2 separate regions of the Mus musculus genome follow, and region 1 is linked to region 2. Evidence: chromatin loops called from intact Hi-C (ENCODE). Cell type or tissue: gastrocnemius. All regions are shown on one strand. Each heading gives the region's core, and the rest is flanking DNA. Links, peaks and the distances in the headings are about the cores only.

Region 1 (11,360 bases), core at 1,120-9,119, 530 kb before region 2:
CATCCAAAATACCTTTCCCATTCCCATTATAAGTGTGCCATTCATAAAGTAGGTATCAAGGTCTTTACCTTGAGTTTGTAATAGCTTTCTCAGACTCTGCAGCCAAGTGTGCATAGGTGACATTTTACCTCAGTTAATCCTGATGTCAAAGTCTAAGTTCATTCCATTCCAGCAGGTAGCTCTATTTCCACAGGTATAACATTACTCTTTCTTTCCTCATAATGTCATGTATCTGGTTGAGACAAACTGTAGCTACTCACCCCACTTTTGAATGTTATTTTTGTTTCTCTTGCAGAACCCATAACATTTGGCTATCTTTTGTTGGCATAGGAACCTTGTAAGATTAACTTTTGGCTGTGTTTGCAGTTCAGTGAAAGCAAGATGAGGAACTGCTCCCACTGCTTAGCTAAAGAACTTGGAGTAGCAATTCATGTTAATGATAAACCAACCAGCTTATGTAATTCAAAGCAGGGTGTAGGGGAGGTATGAGGATTACTTTAATTCTTGAATGTGATATTTCTAATAACATTGTGAATGTTTTCTATAATGTTATTTAACAAAGATTTGGGCAATTGTGGCAAATAAGAATTGCTTTTGCTGACATAAAACAAACCCCATATTTAAATGATTCTTTAATCTACTCTTGCTTAGTTTGTCATACTATGAAGAGAAAGAAAAATATATTCGCATTATGTATCTGCCAAAAAGTCTTAGATAGAGGAAAAATGCAGAGTTGGGCATAATACAGTGTTCCACTCAGGAACAACGTGGTGTCTGGTATGCCATAGCATATAAAAAAAATTCTGTAATCTTACTTTAGAATAGCCTTAGACAGAATGTAACAAAGTTTACATTAGAGATTTTGCTAAAATTTACAATGACTCTGAACTTTACAATGACAAAGTAGCATGGAAAACATGCTTGCTCTAGTAATGTGGCCCCTCAAAAAAAAACACATTTATATAAAAAATAACCTTCAGGTCTTCTTGAAAAGTCACACATGACAACTATATGTAATCTAGCCAAAAGTGATCCTATCACCATGCCAGGCATTGGAAGTTCCTGAGTGTTCATCGGCACACGAATAGCACAGATTCTGGTCACTGCAGAATCAAGATAATGCACAAGTGTGTTTTTATCCTGGACAAAAAAAAAAAGTTGTGGCAGCTACTGTCATTCTCCATGACTGCAAAATCTTACCCTTCATTCAAAATGCAGCCTAAACAGACTATCTTCTCTGTGAGGGAATGCTCAAAGTATTATCCAAGGAGGAAAAGTAAGTTCACAAGGGAGGATTTCTCACTGGTGAGTAATGATAGTAGATTCTTTACTGGATACAGGTATGCTTCCATTGTATTGAAATCCTGTGTACATAAGCTAATCTACTTCTTCAGAACATAATAACTTTACAGGGATAGAACGAGGCCAAGGCAGTATCGTACACATTCTGTTGCACAGAGCAGGAAATGGGAGCAATAGAGAGACTCTGACCCATGGCATCACTGCTATAAACTTAAACTAGCCATTTATCTGATTTGTGTTTATTAAATGTGTTTTGTCTTTAAAAGACCTTGTCATCAAAAGTCTTATGGTATCTCAAAAAAGCCTAGTGAGAAAATAGTTGCTGTTATTATGAATATACTCCAGACAGAAGAGCTGAGATGCACAGGACTGTGTCAAAACAATTAAGAATAATTGGAATCAATGCAAATATTTGTGATTCCAGTTCCCATGATTATTCCTTATAAAATGTCTCCTTGGAACTCTACTGTGGTATATTTAAACTTACAGCATATATAAATGTTTCAATTGGACATTTGAAAATGAAACTAGTGATGTACTCAATTAAAGAAGAGAATATTAGGATTCTCCCAGAAACATGAAGCTATCCAACTGTAACATATTTGCAGAGAACCTAGGTTAGAGGCACCCAGGCTCCTTGATTGTCAGTTCTCTCTTTGATCCCCCAAAAGTCCAAGTTTGTGTATTATGTGGATTTTCCTCTGTTGTCCTTGACCCCTCTAAATCCTACAGTCTTCTTCCTCTTTAACATGGTCCCCTGAGTTCTGCCTAATGTTTGGCTGTGGCTCTGTTCATTTGTTTCAATCAGTTGATGGATGAAGCCTCTGATAACATTAGGTCAGGCATCAATCTATGACTTTAGCAGAATATCATTAGGTATCATTCCATTGCTTTTTTTTTTCCAGTCCAGTTTGGTCCTATGCTAGGTCTCGGGGGCATCCTTCCTCTGGTTCCTGGTCCTCCCGACAGTGTGAGAGGTGGGCTTCTCCTCATGACATAAGTCTCAATCTTGACCAGTCATTCCTTAGCCACTCCCATTACTGTGTGCCACCTTTACCCCAGCACATCATGCTAGAAAGACACATTGTAGAAAAGGCTTTGGGGCTGGAATGGTGTTCCAATCTCTCCACTGATAGCCTTGCTTGGTTATAGAAGATGAACTGTTCAAGTTCCACATCCTGCACTGCTAGGAGACTTAGCTGCACTCCCCATAACAGATGCGTTAGAGTTTCCTTGCACAAGATTTCTACATGGCCCCTAAATTGCTCCCCTCTCCAGTTGTGTCAGTACTCTCTCCCTCTGTCGTATCCTCACCTGATCCCTCCTGTTCCTGTTCCTATCTGCCTCTAGCCCACCTGCAATATCTATTTAATCGCCCATTGTAGAGAGATCCATGCAATCTCCCTCGAACCCTCCTTGCCAGTTTAGATCTTTGGGTCTGTGAACTGTAGTCTGAGTTTATTTTCCTTTACATTTAATATACACTTATGAATAAGTAAACACTGATTTCTTTCTAAGTCTGAGTTATCTCACTCAGAATGATTTTTTTCTACTTCCTTCCAACTGCCTGCAAATATCATGAGGTCATCGTTTTTAACAGCTGAGTTATGCTCTATTTTATAAATGTACCACAATTTCTTTCTCCATTCTTCAGTTGAGGGGCATCTAAGTTGTTTCCAGTTTCAGACTATTGTGAATAGAAATGTTTATGAACATAGATGAGCAAGTGTCTTTGTGGTAGGTTGGAACATCTTTTGGGTTGGGCCCAGCAGTGATACAGCTGGGTCTTCAGGTAAACTGATTCCTAATTTTTTGAGAAACCATATTGATTTTCAAAGTGGCAGTACAGTTTGCATTCCCACCAGCAATTTAGAAGTGTTTCCTTTACTCCACATTCTTGCCAGCATGAGTTCTCACTAGTGTTTTTGATCTTAGCCATTCTGACAGGTTTAAGATGGAATCTCAGTCATTTGGATTCACATTTCCTTGATGGTTAATATTAAACATTAAATCTTGACCTAAGCAAATAGAAGAGAATTAACTAGAAGAAATAATGGTATGATACAGATCTTGTGCTAATGGCTGTCCTGATATTTCTAATATTTGTGTGTATAAGTTTATATGTGTGTTTGTGTGTGCATGAACACAGACACTTGATGTGGAACATATATGGAGGTCAAAGGACAACTTTGTGGAGTGAGTCCCCTCTTTCCATCATTATGTGAGTTTCTGGGTTTCAAATTCAGTTGGGAAGATACACGAACCTTTACCTGCTGAGACATTTGTTTGAAAAAAAGATTACTGAGCTATGGAAATTGCACAGTAGTATTGTTATAAAATGTATACATTTATGTTCAGGAGAAGACAAATCTTCTCATGAACTCTATTTTATATGCTAATAATATTGGAATCTAAAATGTATAGCCTGTTGAGCTCTCTATAGAGCATTAGAGCCATTTTATTTTTAAAAAGGCCTCAAGTAGACAGGCATAGTAGCATCTAGACAAAGCTTGTCTATGTTTCCAAATTCATTACCATACTGTGTTCTGAATCTTTTCTGACACCTTACAGCATAAAATGAAATGATATAAGGATTTTATATTTTGTAACAATTATTACAAAAATACCTCGATGTTAAGAGGAAAATGATTGTCACTTTAAATAAACAGTAAACAGCATTGGTGAGATTGCAAAATAAAGTGAAAGGGTAAGATTTTGTTCGATCTCAATCTGACTGTCTTTAGCATCACTGTAAGAATGAGAATTTCTGAAACATATTAAAAATTCAAGATCTGAAGTCATACTTGCTGTATATTATTTTCTAAAAGACAATCATTGTAAAATGACTTAATTAAAAATAATTGTGTAATTATGTTGTTCAGATATCAATTGATCACATCTAAAGAAGAATGGCACTCTGTGTGTATGTGTGTGTGTGTGGTTCATATCAGTTATAAATTGCTTTGGTCATCTTTATTAAAAATATATAACAATATGATATTCTAGCTGTCCTAGAAAGAGAAGCACATATGGTTACTATAAATTGGAATCCATCTTAAGATGTGCTTTCCAGGGGAGCATGGTGAAACGAATCTGGGTTCTCATCTTCCTTAAGTCTGTGTCTCTAAATTCAGTGTAAGTGGATACACAGTAGGGGACAGCGTTCAGTATTTAAATGACAGCCTATTCAAAACATGGGTTAGTTTATCTTTCCTATAAATCACATGATCCTTGAAATATATTTTAAAGAATATTAGTGTTGCTTTATAATGTGATCATTCAACTCTATTTGAAAATACCTTTCATATTTGTAATAAGTAACAGCAGATATATTGTCATCATATATTTTCGACTTTCCAAACATATTTTATAATACATGAAACTTTTTTAAATGTCTAGAATATTTTTTTCTTTTAGGAGTATTTGGTACTATGTGCTATAATACAACTATACAATCTAATTGGATCATTTTCTGTTTTTAAATGATTTTCGTGTGTGTTTTCTTTCCCTTTAGAAGTAAATGCACAATCATAATTAAATTGACTATAAGAGGGATAAAATATTTTGCAAATTTTTGATGATGACATATTAATTTCATGATCAGCCATTAAAGATGACCAGTTTAATTTTAAAGTAGCCCTCAATTCCCTTCTACTTACCAGACTTGAATCAATAAATTTATTTTTAAGATGAGAACACTGACAGCAAATATCTCTCAGCATTGTTTGCTGTGAGGATGAAAGAAGCCACACTTCGGCAGTCCCTACTCTCCTCTGGACTGAGACCAGCTACTAAGACTGGTACAACGACAACAGTATCATAAATTACAAACCACAAAATGGTTAAAGTAATCAGGTCTCAGGTCTTCTGAAAATCAATTAGCCATTCACAGTGTGTCTATATTAAGCTGACTACATTTTTCACTAACGTTAGTTTAGGTTCTGAAAGGTGGATTAAGATGCAAAGCAATGAATAAAAAGTATACATTTTCATTTAAAAGTATTGTATTGCCAGCAAATATTGACACAGGTGCATTCCTGTAAAGATCGTTTAGAAATGGAGAGGTGGACCATTGAACTCAGAAAGAACGGCCACAACCTTCTGAATAGTCCACCTTCAGATGCTTGAAGTAGATATGCAGAGTAACCAGCAGGTGGCGCTATGTATATGAGACTGTGTGATTAATACATTGAAAATTGCAAACTCCTAGCTTTCCCTAACAAAATGATTTGCGAACAGTTTAAAAAGCACTGGAAATACAATCACAGGTTTCTGGGTGTTTTGAAATTCCCTGCTTAAATTCCCTGATTTCCTTAGATCTCGATTAAGGAGTATGTTTGTCATCTATGAGATGCATGGTCTTTAATTCAGTCTAGTTCTGGGTGTCCGAAGAGGTAAGGTACTGGCAGTTCTTTGCCTGACTTCTCTTCTTTGTCACCCATAACAACTTAGATGCTTACCTGCAAGGCCTTCTAGCATGAGTTCATGACTGTTTATTTGCAGACAGTGTTCAAATTAAAAGTGTGTATGAATGAGAAGGAATAAAGACTGAAGCAGAGGAACTCGGGATGCAGTTCAGGGATAAGCACTAGTTCACTACAGGTGTGTCCAGGCCACTTGAAAAAGGAGCAAAAAAAAAAACCAAAACATATTTTAAAAGAAGTAATTAACCTGTTATAAGGTAGACATAGGGGCACTTTCGAGATATCAAACATGATCTTGAACATTATCTGTACAATGGAAGAGGTTTGAGCTCTATTTTAGAATTATGAAGATATATGTGACTAAATACAAGATAGTAAACACACACACGTGTATGTGTGTGCACAACATGTGCATGTATATATGACTCTGTGTGTGCAGTTATCTTGCCATTCTTATCCATGAAATCTAGGAATGGAAGTCAGAGTAGCTTATAATAGCATTCCTCCAATGGCTCCTGGTGATTTTGACTACTGAAGAAAATGGTTGAGCAGGAAGATATTGCAAGATTACAGATCTCGCAAGGCTAGAAGGACAGAAAAGGGGGAACACAAGAAAAAGTTGAGGAAAGTATCAAAACTGGGAAAGGTCTTTTCTACTTACACAGGATTCATATAAGCTATGTTCTTTTTTCATCAGGGGATGTTATTAATCTGAATGTTTTTATATTATGTATCAAGTGGAAAGGCTAAAATCATGAATATCCACACACAAATGTTTGTAAATAGATGATTAGAGAACAGCAATAGACAAGAAGATAAACTTGCAAATTTAATAATTTAGACATTTTTGACAGTAAATGCATAAAGAGTTGTGAATGCTGGAATTTTCTATAATTTTCAAGTTAAAATGAAATTAAATTCATCTAATATATATTAAACAAAAATTACAGGATAAAGGGTGACATGTTGTGTTTCAATAACATTGCATATTATTTAAATCAGCTTAAAATGTATATCATCTCAAGTATTTATCATTTCTTTGCAATGATAACATTCAAAAGACATATAACTCTATCCATGTTGTTACAATGACAGCAAATCCTACTTTTCTATGGCTGAGTATTCTCTCTCTCTCTCTCTCTCTCTCTCTCTCTCTCTCTCTCTCTCTCTCTCTCTCTCTCATGTGTGTGTGTGTGTGTGTGTGTGTGTGTGTGTGTGCATGTCTGTGCCTTATGATGACATCACATCATCCATTCATCATTGATGGACACAATGGGTCATTTCCATTTGTTACCAATGAGAAACAATACTCTGATGACTATAACTCCATTCTGGCTCTTCATGTACTGGTTGCACATATTAGAGTTAAGTATTTTGAGGACTCTCCACACTGTCTTCCATAATATGTACCCTAATATATATGTCAGTATACAGTATACAACTGTTTCCAATTGTCTATGTCCTTGCCAACTGTTGTTACTTTACCCGTGCAGATTTGTCCTTTAACAACATAGTAAGAATCTCACTGGGGCTATGATTTGGATTCCCTTGATAGCTAATGATTTTAAAAACTTTCTCATCTTTGCTAATCATTTGATGCATGTTTTCCTTTGGAAATGCTTATTTTCAATGATTTTGTTTGTTCCTTAGTTTGAGCTGCTAGTACTCAGGGTTTTTACAGTCCCTAAAAATTTGTAATTTGCCCCTTGCTAGCTATAGAGCTATTCTGTGGGCTGTTTCTGCAGTCTCGTGGATATTCCATTTGCTAAGCAGGAGCCTTTCAGTTTGAAGCAGTTCTGTTCAGATGTCTGCCAGTGGTTCTCATGCTCTGAGAATCTAATCCAAGAAAGGTGTCCTCTCTAGTGCTCTGAAGCATTTCTTCAAATATTTTTTTAAATGTAAGTTCATGTTCTCAGATCTCACATTAAAATTATATATATATATATATACATATAATATAACACATATAATATAATGCATATGTGTGTGTGTGTGTATTAAATTGTGGAAGATGGAAGTATAGTTTCTTCAGTATGCAGATACACAGTACTTCTAGCAACATGCACTAAGAAGAATATACTTTGTCCAGTATGTGTTAGTGATAGCTTGTCAGAAATTGGTTGGTAGAGCCAGGGAGATAGCTCAGAAATTAAAATAATTTCTACTCTTGCCTGTGACCAGTTTGGTTCCCAACACCCATGTGGAATAACTCACAACTGCCGTAGTTGACCACTCAGAGATCTGTACCTCTTTTAGCTGTAGCAGCCACTCACATATACAATCATACACTAAAATGCAGATACACACATAAATAAAAATGATTCTTTAAAAAATAAGTTTGAAAATTATATATTTATATATATCAAGTATTTGCATTCTATTTCAATTGTTGCTATGTCTGTTTTGGTGTCAATAGGATGCTGGATTTTTTTTTTTGGGGGGTTTGGTTTGGTTTACTGTAGCTTTCCACAATTCTTTTCAGTCAAATGCTGTAGTTCTCTCTTTACTGTCTTTGTTCAAGATGACAGCTGCAACTTCTTGAACTCTTCAATCAGAATATAAATATAAAATATGAATATTTTTTCAAAAAAAAAACGTTACTAGCAACTTTGTTCAAAAAGGTAGGCCAGATATGAAACAAAACAGAAAAAAACGAAATCCATACAAAATAAATGCATCTAGGCAAACCACATTACAGTTATAGATAGAACATAAAACATAAAATGTCAGGTCTACCTAAAAGTCACCTTATTTATGTAGCCTTTAGAATTCTAATGTAAAATATTAGGTCCATACATTTTGCAATATTACATATAAATGCATATGTGTGTGCATACATGAATATAATAAAAATATTAATAGATTTATGCTCACACCATCAATTTATAAAGAACTAGGCAACTGGTTCTCATGAACAAATGTGGCCCTTTTCTATAAACTTTCATTTTCTTTCCCAAGCTCAGTTACTTAGATGATAAGAAATTGTGAAGACTTTATACCCAGAGAATTGTGGCTAAAATCATAACCTGTATTTGTACAGTAACTCTGAGATCTATAGCTCATGATTCATTGTCAAGAACCCATTCCTATCTTCAAAGAGCCATGCTCAGCCTTAGAAAGAGTGGCTGCTTCAGTTCTGCTTATAGTAATGGGCTTAAGAAGAGGGGCCAGACAAAGAAAACTGCATCTCTACTGCATTCACTGAAATGCACTTATATCCTATAGCCTTAATCTGAATAGCATATGCTTTGTGCATAGTCGCAATGAGGTCTGAGGGGATTTTGAGCCTTCTGGCCATACACTTAGGGACTTAATTATTATTTTATAGCTTATGCATTGTCTATGCATTTACAAATTTCGGACAGAAGAAGGAGTGCAGTAGGAATCTACATCTTAGAGCCAGCAGGCTGAGCAGCTTTGCTCCCACCAGGGCTCAGATTCAGGATTTTGAGTTGGTCCACCCCCAAATCTACACCATCTGTGAATTGTGGGGAAAGTGAAAGGGCCAGTCCTGCTGATTTAAAGCTGCAGGACCTCCATGACACGGGACAACAACAGGACAACCTGGAGGAGTCCTGGGAGGATCCTGTATTGATGGTGTCATAGAAGCCAGAGGCTTGAATATAACTAATGACTCATTGCAATGAAATTTACAAAAGAAGATGTGTTGACCAAGGAGTATACTGTGGGACAGACTGTGACAAGACAGCTTCCACAATGAGATGGTTGCTATGCTTTTTTTTGTTTACCTTTGTTTATTTGTTTATGTATGTGTTTTATATTGCAGCAACAGAGAGAGGTTGCAAGGGCAGAAGGTGGAGATGACGGAATGGGGAATGAGAGGAACTGGGTGGCATAATGGGAAACTCACCAAGATTCAATCAAAAGTTATTAAAAAGAGAGATCTACTCTTTTAGCAATTTGGTCAACTGAATCAAGCATGAAGTATTTAAAAAGCATGTACATCTTTACACTGTGATTCTTTTCAGTAAATTAATAATTTCTAACATGAGCCTTGGGGTTTACATCGCAAGAGAAGGACTTTCCAGCACATTCTTATTTTCTTGGATTTAACACTAAGTTTATATTATATGCTTGCTTTTTGGATCTTTTCTATAAATACTAATGATGCAATAGTTAAAAAGGGGAGAGATTTTGAATATAAGTTGTGAGTTTGTGTGTATGTGTGTTTCTCTTAACCCAAACAAGAATTATGGCTCCATCCTTGAACAATCATTGTGACTTGGGTCTCAAGTGGCATTATTGTATGTCAAAATCAAAAGATAGGCAAAGATGGAAGGATTCATTCTTTTATAAATTCTTCATTATCTTTAGTGATAGTAGGAACAGAGGAAGTTCTAAACTGTCGTTCACAATAACCTGCAATGTTCATAGATATTTTTAGGTACCTTATTCAGGAAAATAAGGATTTGACATAAGAGAGAATTGCAGGACATGTTATTATGAAGCTACTTGGAAAATCTATAAACTGTATAAACCCTAAGTATAGGCATTCACTTCTCAAGGAGTTTTTGACAATGAGATGGCTTAGCATTAGCCATGTATACCACCTTGGTACCTCTCAAGTCTTATCTGGAAAGAGTGCTAATGAGTTTTTGTTGTTGTTTCTTTGTGAAGGCTAGTCATGAGGTGACACAGATGAGATCACCTTTAAATCAGGACCCACTAGTGTTCAGAAAAGTCTTAATATTCAGTGGTGTTTATAGTGATATTTTCAGTAAACTGCAAGCTCACATCTGAGAAAGGAGAAAATCCTTTGACAAAAACAGTGTTGGAATTCTCCATTCTCCAAAGTCAAGAAGCTTCACACGAGATTCGTTAACAAAAGAACCAGGGTGTTTCCCTTTTATGTCAATATAGTTTTCCATGCATCACTCTTGCATCAATAACCTCCTCTAGGATTTTGATTGCCTAAACTGTTAAAGAAACTAAAGATTTATCTGTGACTTCTTCAGTGGCTATATTTTTAAATTTTAGTTTTCTGATAGTTTTCTATTTATTTTTAATTTTTTACTGAGTTTAATTAAAAACAACTTTTCTTAGTAAGAAACTGACTCAGAAGCAAAAGACTCCACACAGTGTATATTCTAATTGAAATCCATGTTGCTTTTGTTACTAATTATCTACATGTGTGTATTTGTATGTTACACGGAGGCAGTCATCATTGTACATGTATATCTCTATGTGACAGCACCAAGAGAAAAAACTTTTGAGTTCTATTACAACCTACTAACAGAGGTGGTGAAAAATTATGAAAAAAGACAGCATATTGCTTTTACTATAGATGCTGACTCTTGGGAGGCGGGGGCAGGAGGGAGATCAGAAACAAAGATTATAAGTAAGAACAGTGAAAAAAAAAACTAATACATCTGAACTTCCTTCTAGACAACAAATGATAAGAAACATTGCAGAAAAACTGAAAAAGACTGATTGTTAATTTAATACATTCATATTAACATAATGAGGCCCTTTCTCTCTTCCTCAAATGTGATTACTGTGGAGTGAGCCTAAAACTAAAATTAATATCACAAGGAATAGCGATAATGTAAAAGAAATTTCCATAATAAACCTCCTGGAGTAATAGTGTTAAAAAAAATACTTATGCTACCATTT
Region 2 (11,360 bases), core at 2,054-10,053:
CTTATAATCATTCCAAGAATATTAATGACTGAGCTTCTCATGCTAAAGAATGATTAGTTTGTTTGTGTAAAGTCAGGATGATGTCATTTGGTCAGAAAGGTTCATCTTAATTTTAAGAATAGTCTTTGCAGAATGTCTTAGCCTTAAAGGAAATGCATTTTGCTTTCCAGAAATATAGCAAGAAAGAAATGCCAGACGTGTCCTAATGATTGTCATCTCTGTCTTGTAGAATTTCAGAATTCCTGTGGAAGTTTTACCTGTTTAGTATTCCTGTTGAAACCACAGGGTTGTGATCATATTCCGTATTAAGTAGATGGCTATAATTCATAATTCCTAAAATAAAAATCATTTTAACAAAATCATATGAGCAATATATTCAATGTCAAAATCTGGTATGTGCAATCACTTTGAATAGATGGATAATGGAAAGGAAGGTGGCTCAGTCAGTATTCACACTTGCCACACAAACCTAACACCATTAGTTTTGTCCCCTCAACACATACTTGAAGATTATAATGAAATTTGCCATTCACCCAGAACTACATGTCATATACAAACAATACAATAATATCAAACATAATAAAACATTTCAAAAGACAGATAAATGATCCTGTTTTTCTTGTATCCAAATATTTTAAACATAATGTAAATTTTATATTTAAGTGCTTTATAAGTATAATGATTTCAAAATTAACAATATGTGAGTAAGAATCATATCTAATCATTTCTACAATATAGTTTTTCTAGATCAATGTTACCTAACCTGAGGGTCATGATATCTTTGGGAGTCAAAGGACCCTCTCGCAGGGGTCACATATTAGATATTCTACATATCAGATATTTACATTATAATGAATAACTAAAAAAATTAGTTATGATGTAGCAATAAAAATAATTTTATGGTTGAGTGTCACCACCACATGAAGAACTATATTAAACGGTCACGGCATTGAGAAGGTTGAGAACCACTGTACCAAATGTTTCCTACTAAAAATTCGGTGTCAATGTGGACATTACCTGTTCCATGGTGATTCCTGATAATCCATTTGGCAGCCCGTTTCCGATGTAGGCTTCCCTTCCCTACCTGTAAGGTAGTTACCATCATCATGTCAGTCAGGATTACTTGCCTATAAGCTCGTTCAAGACACAAACACATATTTCTGCAGTGCCTGTCAACAACAGTATGCGATACATTTTCCACACATCTCTTAGGTACAGATATGTGTTCAGCAGGAGAATGAATGGGTCATCTTCCTCTCTTTCAGCTCCATCTTCAAAGGCTCTGCTGTCTGTGTGTACAGCATGGCTGATATCCGAGCAGTCTTTAATGGTCCCTATGCTCATAAGGAAAGTGCTGACCATCGCTGGGTGCAATATGATGGAAGGATACCTTACCCCCGACCTGGAACGGTATGTACCCAGCTAAAACCTGAAGTATTTTTCTAATTCCATATCCAATTCCTAATTCTATTATTACCAACTATGATACTTTTAAAGCCACATGTGCTGTTGATTTTGAAACAATTATCTGTTTATGGTGCTATGTTAGTATTTCCATTATTCAAATGAAGTTAAAGAATGTTGAATGATAATTTTAAGTACTAAAGAACACACTGGACTATGTTGTGATGCATTACAAATGTAACTCAGATATATCAATTTAGTTGTATTTAATGCAAATTTTACAGATTGGATGAAAATGCCAACTGAGAAATTGTTTTGTTCATACATGTCTGTGTATATCTTCCATACATCTCTAAAGTGTCTTAGTGTCTGGCTCTTTTTTTTTAAGACTTGATTCTTTAAAATGGTTCATTTAAATGATCAATTTTCTTGATATGCATATGTCTTCCTTTATTATGCTGAGATTTGAGATAATATACTATCCTTAAAGTGGAAGAAATTCTTAATAACCTCTAGTTCAAGACAGGTTGATGGCATATACTCGTGGGCACAGTAATCTGAGGCATGTAGTAAGACTTTGAACTTGAGACCAGCCCCTTTACTAGCATGAAAGGGGAGCTACAAGTAGAAGGAAAAAGTAGATGAGGAAGAGGAGGAAGACTTAGTCCAAAATTATTTTCAAATGGTACAAACCATATTTAAAGATAGATGATTAAAAGTAGAATGTTTTTTTTAGAATTTATGCATTTGCTTAAAAATAAAAAACCAAAAAACAAAGCAGGAGCTTGGGAGATGCTTCATGTAGCTGTGCAATCAGAAGGACCAGTGTTTAGATGCCTAGAAATCGAATAAAAAGCTGGATGCTGAAGTGCACACCCGTGATCCCACAGTGGGTGCTGTAGTGCATGCCCGTGATCCCACTGTGGAGGAAGAGATAGGAAGATCTCTTGGGCTTTCTGTCCAACCAATCCATCCAAATGCCTGAGCTTCAGGATCAGTGAGAGGTACTGTCTTCCAAAATAAGACATACAACAATCGAAGAAGACACCACATTGATACTGGCCTTCACATGATGAAGCACAGATAAACATGTGAACGCAGACATGCACACACATATAGATGCACAAAAATACCTGAAGTGCACACCTCTGTATATGCATGGTAAATGAAAGGTTCTTCAAAACTTAATATCAAGGAGGTTAGTGTCCTGTATATCTATTTAGATATTATTCTAAATATTTCCACCATGAAATTTAAAAATAATATCAAATGAAGTTTGCAATTGATATATATTGTACTTGGTATTTACTTTTCGTGTTTATTCTTAGAGGGAAAATAATTGGTTCTAGAACTTTCTTCTCTTCCTGGGTTCCTGTTACATAGCATAATTAAACTTGTATTATTTTACAACTATTTGTATTTTCCTCTCATTATTTCTCAATATAAATTTGTTTCTGGGATGTTCTGTCTTATTATTAGATATTTACTATTTTTAAGGATATCTACATATTTATATTACTTACTGTTTTGTCTTTGTAAAGAGGGCCTTAATCTTTCCAATTAGTCTAATGTAATCCAACATTGCAAGAACTTTCTGGAGAAAATGAGAAAGCACCAGAGATAGCCCATTGAGAGACCACAGAAATTTTTACATCTACATCTAGCTTCCAGAATCAGGGAGGTTTGGTAGTGTCACTTCCGTGAGTGAGAGGTTACTTTCAGGAGCTGGGGTGACTAATGGACAGCCACACCTTATGGTGATGACTAAAAAAGCCACATTTCTGGAGCTCCAGGGAAAACTTGCAGGTAGCTTTTCTTAAGTCTTCTCTTGGCCAGTAATTCTTTCCTGCTGACTGAACCCTGAGAGGGGCTTTATGGATCAGCTAAGTCATCAGAGCTCCTACAGCTTGATAAGTTTTATGAGCTTCCTGCATTGTATGGGCCAAAATCCTTCCTTCAGGTGGGAATGTCCTAATGAGCTACTTCCATCAAAATAGCTACACTAATGCTTAGGTTAGTCTGGAGGTCCAGTCCTTATGTATTCCAGGGTGGCCTTGTACTGCTGTAGGCTAACTGTATCTGTTAATTCCATCTTGGAAGAATAAGATTACTACCACAACTTTTTAGCTAAGTTTGAAGCAAGTTTTACTCAATATTGTCTGGGATGATGGACACCTAATAGGTCCATACCAGGATTTCCAGAGAATGGCCCTGAATTACGTTAATTCAGTGCTTATAAAGAGAAACACCAAAATACTGCATACTTCCCATATTTGTCCAATCCAAGGCAAGTATTCATCCTGATATGCTTTGTGCCTGTGTACCTCCATCCTACATGTGATCATGCACATCGTGGGCAGTTGGGGGCAATCCACGTTATTTATAGAAGTGAAAACATGTGGTATGTTATCTTATATGAACAGCCTGGAGCATTTCAGGAAGTTACCTGTCCTTGAGAAGGTGGGGCTTAAAGGTTTATCTGTTCTTAGGAAAGCTGGCTTACAAGTTAGAGATATTTTTGTGGGTTTTTTTTTATTTTTTTTATTTTTTTAATAGGGTTGCAGACCCCTTTAGCTCCTTAGTTACTTTCTCTAGCTCCTCCATTGGGGGCCCTGTGATCCGTCCAATAGCTTACTGTGAGCATCCATTTCTGTGTTTGCTAGGCCCCGACATAGTCTCACAAGAGACAGCTATATCAGGGTCCTTTCAGCAAAATCTTGCTAGTGTATGCAATGGTGTCTGCGTTTGGTGGCTGATTATGGGATGGATCCCCAGATATGGTAGTCTTGATGGTCCATCCTTTTAAGCACAATAATTAAATCTTAAAACATTATCACCTGTGGAAATAATTTTTTCAAATATTACAATTTTTTAACAGTCACATTTTAATTTCTCTCATTTTTATTATGAACAGAACAAGGAATCTGACTATGGCTTATTAAATTTTTATGGTTGCAAAACAATACCATGCAGCACAGGGTAATCGTTGTACAACAGGCATGCAGAGCTCATACTTCTTGCCTGAAAAGTTGTTCCCATAGTTTTTCCCCAACTCTCTTTATTCTCTTCTACCTATGCCTTGATAGCCACTTTATTGTTCTTTGGTTCTATGAATTGTACCTCAGTACCTTATATAGTAAGTAAGTGACAAACTTTCTGGGAATAGCCTGCTTACTCAAGGTCATCCTAAAAGCTTTTTCATGCTACATATTGTAGAACTACTTTCCCCTTTTTGGCTAATAGCATTCCAGAGGTGTGTGTGTTCATGTGTGTATTATTATCCATCTGTCAATCAGGATACATATCTTTGCTACTTTGAATACTACTGCAATAAACGTAGGAATGATACCACTTTTAGGTACTGACCTGAATTCAAGCCATTGCAGTCCTCCTTCCCCCCAGTCATTTAAGAATTATAAGTGGAAGGATTTGGGACTGGGGCAATCTACATTAATTGCAATAAATAATTTTAATACAAAGACATGCTCACTGAATTTTGTCACACTCACTAATTGAACACAAAATTATCAAAATGACTACATACCACTATTTAATTGTTACATTGCTTTCTAGTTATAATGTAAGTAAAAGAAACTGCAGCGAGGCTTCTGTCCCTCTGTTGTGCAAGTTCTTGTACTAAGTGAACTTTACCACTTTAAGTCAACACATTCATAAAATCAGTGAAATTAAGTTTCACAGACTATCAAGTGACTACTCTTGTAAAATTTGAGAATGTAAGAATTGGAATGAGTGATAAAGACATCATAACTCACCCCCTTATTACACTGGAGGAAACTGGTGTCCAGAATGATTAAATCGCACACCCACTCTCATATTACCCAACCAGCAGAATGAAAGTGTGGTGCTGCCCGGTAGAGTTTATGATCACTCTTTTTCTCGTTCTTTGATATAATTTTTATGTCTTTCTTAATGTTTCCCTGGTAAATATATTCCTGCATAACCTACACAAAGTTAGTTTTATTTATTTTATATCATCTCCTGCCACACATATCTGTGTTTATTAAAAGTACAAAATTACAGTTATTTTCTTTTTCCTCCAATTCAAAACATTTATTCAAAGTTATATCTCAATATACCTTATGGCTCCAACATTTTCAAATGTACATACATGATATCTCACTACAGTTTTTGGTCATTGTTGTTTTGAAGCAGGGTCTTATACATCCCAAATAAGCCTGAAACTTACTATATATTCAAAGATGGCTTGAATTCCTGACCTTCCTGCCTTTCTCTCCCAAGTGCTAGGATGACAGATCTGTGCTAACCCACCCAGCATACTTCATACTTTCTTAGGTCACCACAGTGTTGATTATTTCACACAGTTGGATTTGAGAAACACATCAATGGGCATCCATTCATGTGTGCTCATGGACTCATAACTTTTAAAGTGGTAGGTTTCTATTAAGTTAGACTTAAGTTACATAAAGAACTGCATGTATCGTGCTACTTTCTAAGTAACAACAACAGCAGCAACAACAACTTCTGCTATTACAATCATGAACTGTATCATTATGGCCTGGTCTAGCCTCTATATAAGTATAATGAAGTGTTGTAGCCCATAACACTTGACATTTTTATTCTAAAATAGCGAAATATTTCTAACTTGAATGAGATTTGCTAAACACAGGGTTTGTTTTCTATACATCGGCTACAGCCTTTGCTTTTATATTTTCTGCATCCATATTACTTTTATAATTGAACTCTGAATTGATATTCTAGTATGGACCTCAGTTAAGTATTTACTGGCATGGAGTCACTCCCACCTTACTTAATTTTCTTGGTTTTCGTTTAATGTACCAATGCCAAATCTCAACTCCTGGTCCACAGTGCTCTATGTTAGGAACTCCGCACACTCACAGTTATTTTACCTTGGTGACTCTTCTGCCCTCTGGTGTCTGAAATGAGCAACTGAACAAACAGGTTTTCTTTAGATGAATTTTTAGAATCTTTACTGTCCTGTTTGGTTTAGTGCTGTGAAGTTCCAATTGAGAAAAAAAAAAGAAGAAGAAGAAGAAAGAAAAAAAGAAAAGAAAAGGAAGGAAGGAAGGAAGGGAGAGAGAGAGAGAGAGAAAGAGAGAGAGAGAGAGAGAGAGAGAGAGAGAGAGAGAGAGAGAGAGAGAGAAAGGAAGGAAGAAAGAAAGAAAGGTACAAATCAGACATGGAAACCAAATTGGAGAAAGCTAATAGTCTAAAAAAACACCTCATTCTAAGGAGGGTTTGAAAAGAAGTATTTTGATTTTAATAATTAATTTATTATAAATAACTTAATACAGATTTTGTAAATAAACAAGTATATTTTACAGGTATTCTATATTGACAAGGGCTTTGTGTGTGTGCACATATGTGCATGTGTGTGCTCACCTGTGTGTGCTCACCTGTGTGTGCTGTGTTTATTTTGTATGTGTTATATGTGCACATGTGTGAATGTGAGTCTGAAAGTCTGAGATTGGCATCCAGTATCCTCCTCTATTGTTCCTGGTATGTTATTATTTTGGAGACAGAGTTTCTGGGTGAATATGGAGTTCACCAATTTGGCAAGAGTATGTGGTAACTTGCTAGCGAACCCCCTCCTCTGCCTCCATTGCGCCAGAACATGGTTACAGTCATGTTCACACATAGCTGTTTTTTGTTTTGTTTTGTTTTGTTTTGTTTTGTTTTGTTTTGTTTTGTTTTATGTGCTATGAGGGATTGAAAGTCAGATCCCTCTGTTTCTGTAGCAAGCACTTTACAGATTAAGTTATCCTCCCCATCCTAATAAGGCATTTTAATAATTTGCATTGCACAGTGCTTGATGGATTTCTGCTTTAAATCATTCTTCTGTCAAAAGCTGAAAAGAGCTTTCATAATGTGGATGTATAGGAAACATGATTCACTACCCTTAAACTAGTTTGCCCCAGTTTTCAGATTTTGTAAAAATGCTAATTCCCATACAATTTCTTTAGGAATGTCTACTGTTGTTACTGTCAACTTGTCCTGCTTCATATTCAATTATCAAAGCACATGATTATTCTAACTAACCCTCTGTTTTATTGGTGGACGCTGAAAGGAGTCATGGATACTGTCAATGATTCTATCTTCTCCCTCTGCCAGGCAGACACTGCTCAATTATAAGTGCTGAATAACTGAGAGTTCTGTGAATTCCTTGGGTGGAAAGTTTTCAGCGGAGCTATACTTCAAGAAACACAATTTCTAAAACCTGACGGTGCTGAGGATTTTCACAAAACAGCCATCACGACCATTGTTCACTGGATATCAGCACAACTTTAGTTTCTAAACTGGGATTCCCAATTCTCAAGCTACTCGCTATGTCTAATTGTATTTTGATTGATCTGTTAGAGAAATTCCTGCAAGAGAATGCAATCCGAAGAAAAGTGGGGTAACACTTAAAACATTTAAATTCATTAAATTAACTTTTGTATAGTTTGTCATGCCCTAATGGCTACATATTTGGGCAAATCCCTCCTCTACATCTTTAATATCCAATACAATGTCTTTCTTTGCAAAATTTATCTCAGGCTGTTGCCTCGATGACTAAGGGGGATAAGATTCACTTTAGAAAATCTGCATTTTCAAATAATAATAAGAATCAGATAACCTTTACACAAAACACATAAACTTTTCTGCTTCATTTCTCAGTCTGGCCCAATAGGAGAGCTGGTTTGGTCTTTTCCTCTTGCACCATGCCTTCCTTCACGTTAGCCATTGCTCTGATTTGTGTAAGGAAATTGTGACAAGGAGAAAAAAGAAAGCAGCACCCGCATGGGGCAGATAAGCTTTTCACAGCTGCCTGGTGCCTTGCCATGGCAAGGTTCTCTCACTGGATCAAAACCCACTTTTCTTCTCTCCTTATCCATTGCTTCCCGCTGCCCCCCTGAAGGTTCTGCACAACCACCCAGCCAGACCTGCCAAACAGAACAGAATCACACCTGGCTAACTCCAGCTGTCTGACTCAGACAGCAGGCCAGCTGCTGTGAGCTGCACCCTGGCATCTCAGAGTTTGTCTAGGCCTCATCTCTTTTGTCTTAAGCTTTTGCCATATATCCTGCAATGTGTTGGCGGTTTAAAGTCTGACCGAAAGTTCTCTGTTCAAATTTTGTATTCTCTCAAAGTTTAAGCTGTTGTAAGAGGTTTTAAGAGGAGTAAGGAAAACACAGTTAATGAGCCAGAATTCCTTCTTTTCATAGGAGCCAGATAAATGCTAGGAAACCCCAGGAAGAAACAGGGGATGCTATGGAGGGTGGGCTATTAAGAGGAATTATGAAAATAGTCACAAATTTCAAAGAATATACACATACCCACACTACCACCTAGGGCATACAGCTTCGGTGAGATCCTTGAAGGAAAATTAATAACCAAATCGGCTTTTCCTTGATGGTGTATTTCTTTATCTTTTTTGTTTCCCCTTCATGGGACTTTCATTCCTATTTTGCCTGAATAGTTGCTGGACCTGTGTAGTTGTGAGTTGTATAACACCAAACCAAACACACACTGGATTGAATGTACTAAAACAACACTAATGGGTTCATACTGTCCTACCTTCAACCTCGGGGAGTAACACTCCTAAACCAATTTCACTTGTGTGATCATAACGGTGAGGGTCTGCAATCACTCCTAGCAACCAGGGGCCAAAGGTCTCAGCAGAACACTGGCCACATGCCACAGGGAAAGCTGCCATAAGAAGAAAATGTATTTCCAAAAGTCTTCCTGTACCTGTCAATAGAAACCAGATTTCTCTTTGCCCTCTCTTGTTATCTCTTAGTTTTTATCCTTTTCTGTGAGGAGCAAGCTGTGAGGATAGTTGGCAGCTGCAGGTTTGCTAAATGCTTATTATATCTTATTTAGTAGCACTTGCTTCCAGGGGAACATGTGTTTTTAAATTTCATAACAAAAAAACTGTGGCTTGACTCATGAATTTCTGAATTTTGAAATTCTGATTACTGTGTAACTACAGCTACAAAGTCTGAGGATTTTTGTTGTTGTTGTTTCATTTCTATTTTTTTAAAAAATTATTAACTCAAAGGACTCTTTCCAACATATCATACAGTCAAAATCTTGCTTTTAGTGTTAAATCAATCAGACTGACCTGACGACGTTCTGAGACATGTGCCTTCTGGGAATGCCTTTGAGTAAGTCTCCAATGTACAGACTAGACTTGGGAAAGAGCGCAGTGTGATCTACGTTGATATACATTTCAGTACACTTAACAACAGGCTCCTTCCTCTATTAAGCTGACTGACTCTCTGTGGATGAGGCAAATGCACAAAACAGGGATAGACACACAGACTTTGCCAGCCTTCAGTGATAGAGATGCTAAATGAATACCAAACAAGCTAATGATGTAGGACATTTCTATTCTCCTTCACACAGACCTAGGACAAACAAAACAAACAAACAAACAAACAACCCAAAAACAAAACAAAACAAAACAAAACAAAAAAACAAAACAAAATGAAACAGGAAAAAAAATTGACATTGGGAAAGGGTCAGTTTCTTAATAGTAGCCATTCAAGACTTCTGTAAAGATAAATATTCTCAAATTAGTTAAAAGATGACTATCAAGTCTTTAAAATTGTTTGTGTAACCTCTTTGGTGGACATTCTCCTTTAAAATGGATCGTTATGGTTGTATTGACATGCAATCTGGAGGGATAGCTGTTTACCCCAGGATCTTCAGCTAACAATGCACCTTTGACCCCTGAGGGGAAGACCCTGAAGCTCTGGCATGAATCTAATTAGTCCCTAATTAAAATGCCTTTGTTCAGTGGAAACTTCATTTTGTGTTATCACTTTTTAGAAAACTTTGATTTGTTTTTAGCTTTTGTTTTTATTTTATTTCGATACTATCAAAAGAACTTTAATATAGGTTTTATCTGATGTCATAAATTTTATTTCATATACTTGTAATGATTAAGTATAAGTTTTATTCGAGTCATTTGTCTAAGAAGAATTAAAATGTGATGTTACCTTTTATTAAAGACAACTTCCTAGGATGCCGCTTTTGAAACATAAATGAAACATTATATGAAAGAGTATATATACCTTGTAAAATATTCAAATTGTAATGTCATTCCTTTATTTTAGATAAGTGTCATAAACTCGGTGCATATCAACTTGTGCTTTTATGTCTGACCACCAGAGGGCAGTTGATGCTAGCTCTTTCTTTAATACCCGCTCCCAGGAAGCAGTTCTAGGCAGAAATGAGACAGGACCTGAGGTGCCTTCTCAGAGCCTAGGCTCAGGGGAAAGGCTGCAGGTTGGGGCATGGCCTAATTTTCAGAGTAGCTGTAGCAGAAGTGTATAATTACAACCTCAAGCACTTAAAGCTCTTTTGGAGCTAATTTTATGACGTGTCGACTTGATCCTTTTAATTTTTAATAAACAGGAAAATTGGAAAGGAATCCTATTTTTTTATTATTGAAAATAAAAGCTTTCTATACATTCAGGGGCTTAAAGATCATTTTCATGACAGCTTCATCAATTTAAGCTTCCAGTATCATCATTAGAAACTTTTGGGTTGTGGGTGGTAATGCAATTTGTTTTCGTTCTGGAACATAGGCTGACTTTGAACTCTGCATTTGTTTGGGTAGCCTCTAAAACTGGGTCCTCCTGCCCTGGCCCTGTTTTGTAATTAAATGGATGTACCATCTTGCTTGATTTAAAAAAAAAAATCTTTATTTAAAACAATAATATTTTTAAGAAAGAAACATTACACTCGAGAAATCTTGGAAAATTCAGGTAAAGTCACATAATTTTGAATGTTTTGGAGAAGAAGCATAGATTTAACTCTATTGGAGCTGCTCTCACCACACATCAGAGTTCCTCACTGCTCTGTCATCTGCTTAGTCTTATCCATGGCACGAACCTTTCTGGTGTGTAGGTAGCGTGTTTATTCCTGTGCACCTTTCTTTTCAGTGTCCAAGCAAAACCTATGACCCA

Evidence for each region. Peaks named below come from ENCODE experiments on the same cell type or tissue, not always from the same donor. Only the 100,000 strongest peaks of a DNase experiment are listed, where the experiment ranks them.
Region 1: it touches region 2 in a loop (4-fold over the local background); 18 of 42 quality-filtered maps call a loop at or near these places.

The regions. Positions count from the first base shown.
Region 1 is chr5:12,024,761-12,036,120 of GRCm38, forward strand. No RefSeq gene overlaps it. Among named protein-coding and RNA genes, the nearest start is that of 4933402N22Rik, 110 kb to the left of the region's middle. In gastrocnemius, for the core only: a CTCF peak has its summit at 5,457 (motif pointing right); a DNase peak (open chromatin) is centred at 5,454.
Region 2 is chr5:12,551,813-12,563,172 of GRCm38, forward strand. Sema3d (sema domain, immunoglobulin domain (Ig), short basic domain, secreted, (semaphorin) 3D) reads left to right here. Exons shown (of 18, transcript NM_028882.4): 11 at 1,266-1,410; 12 at 11,337-11,360. Among named protein-coding and RNA genes, the nearest start is that of Sema3d, 170 kb to the left of the region's middle. In gastrocnemius, for the core only: a CTCF peak has its summit at 6,314 (motif pointing left); a DNase peak (open chromatin) is centred at 9,086.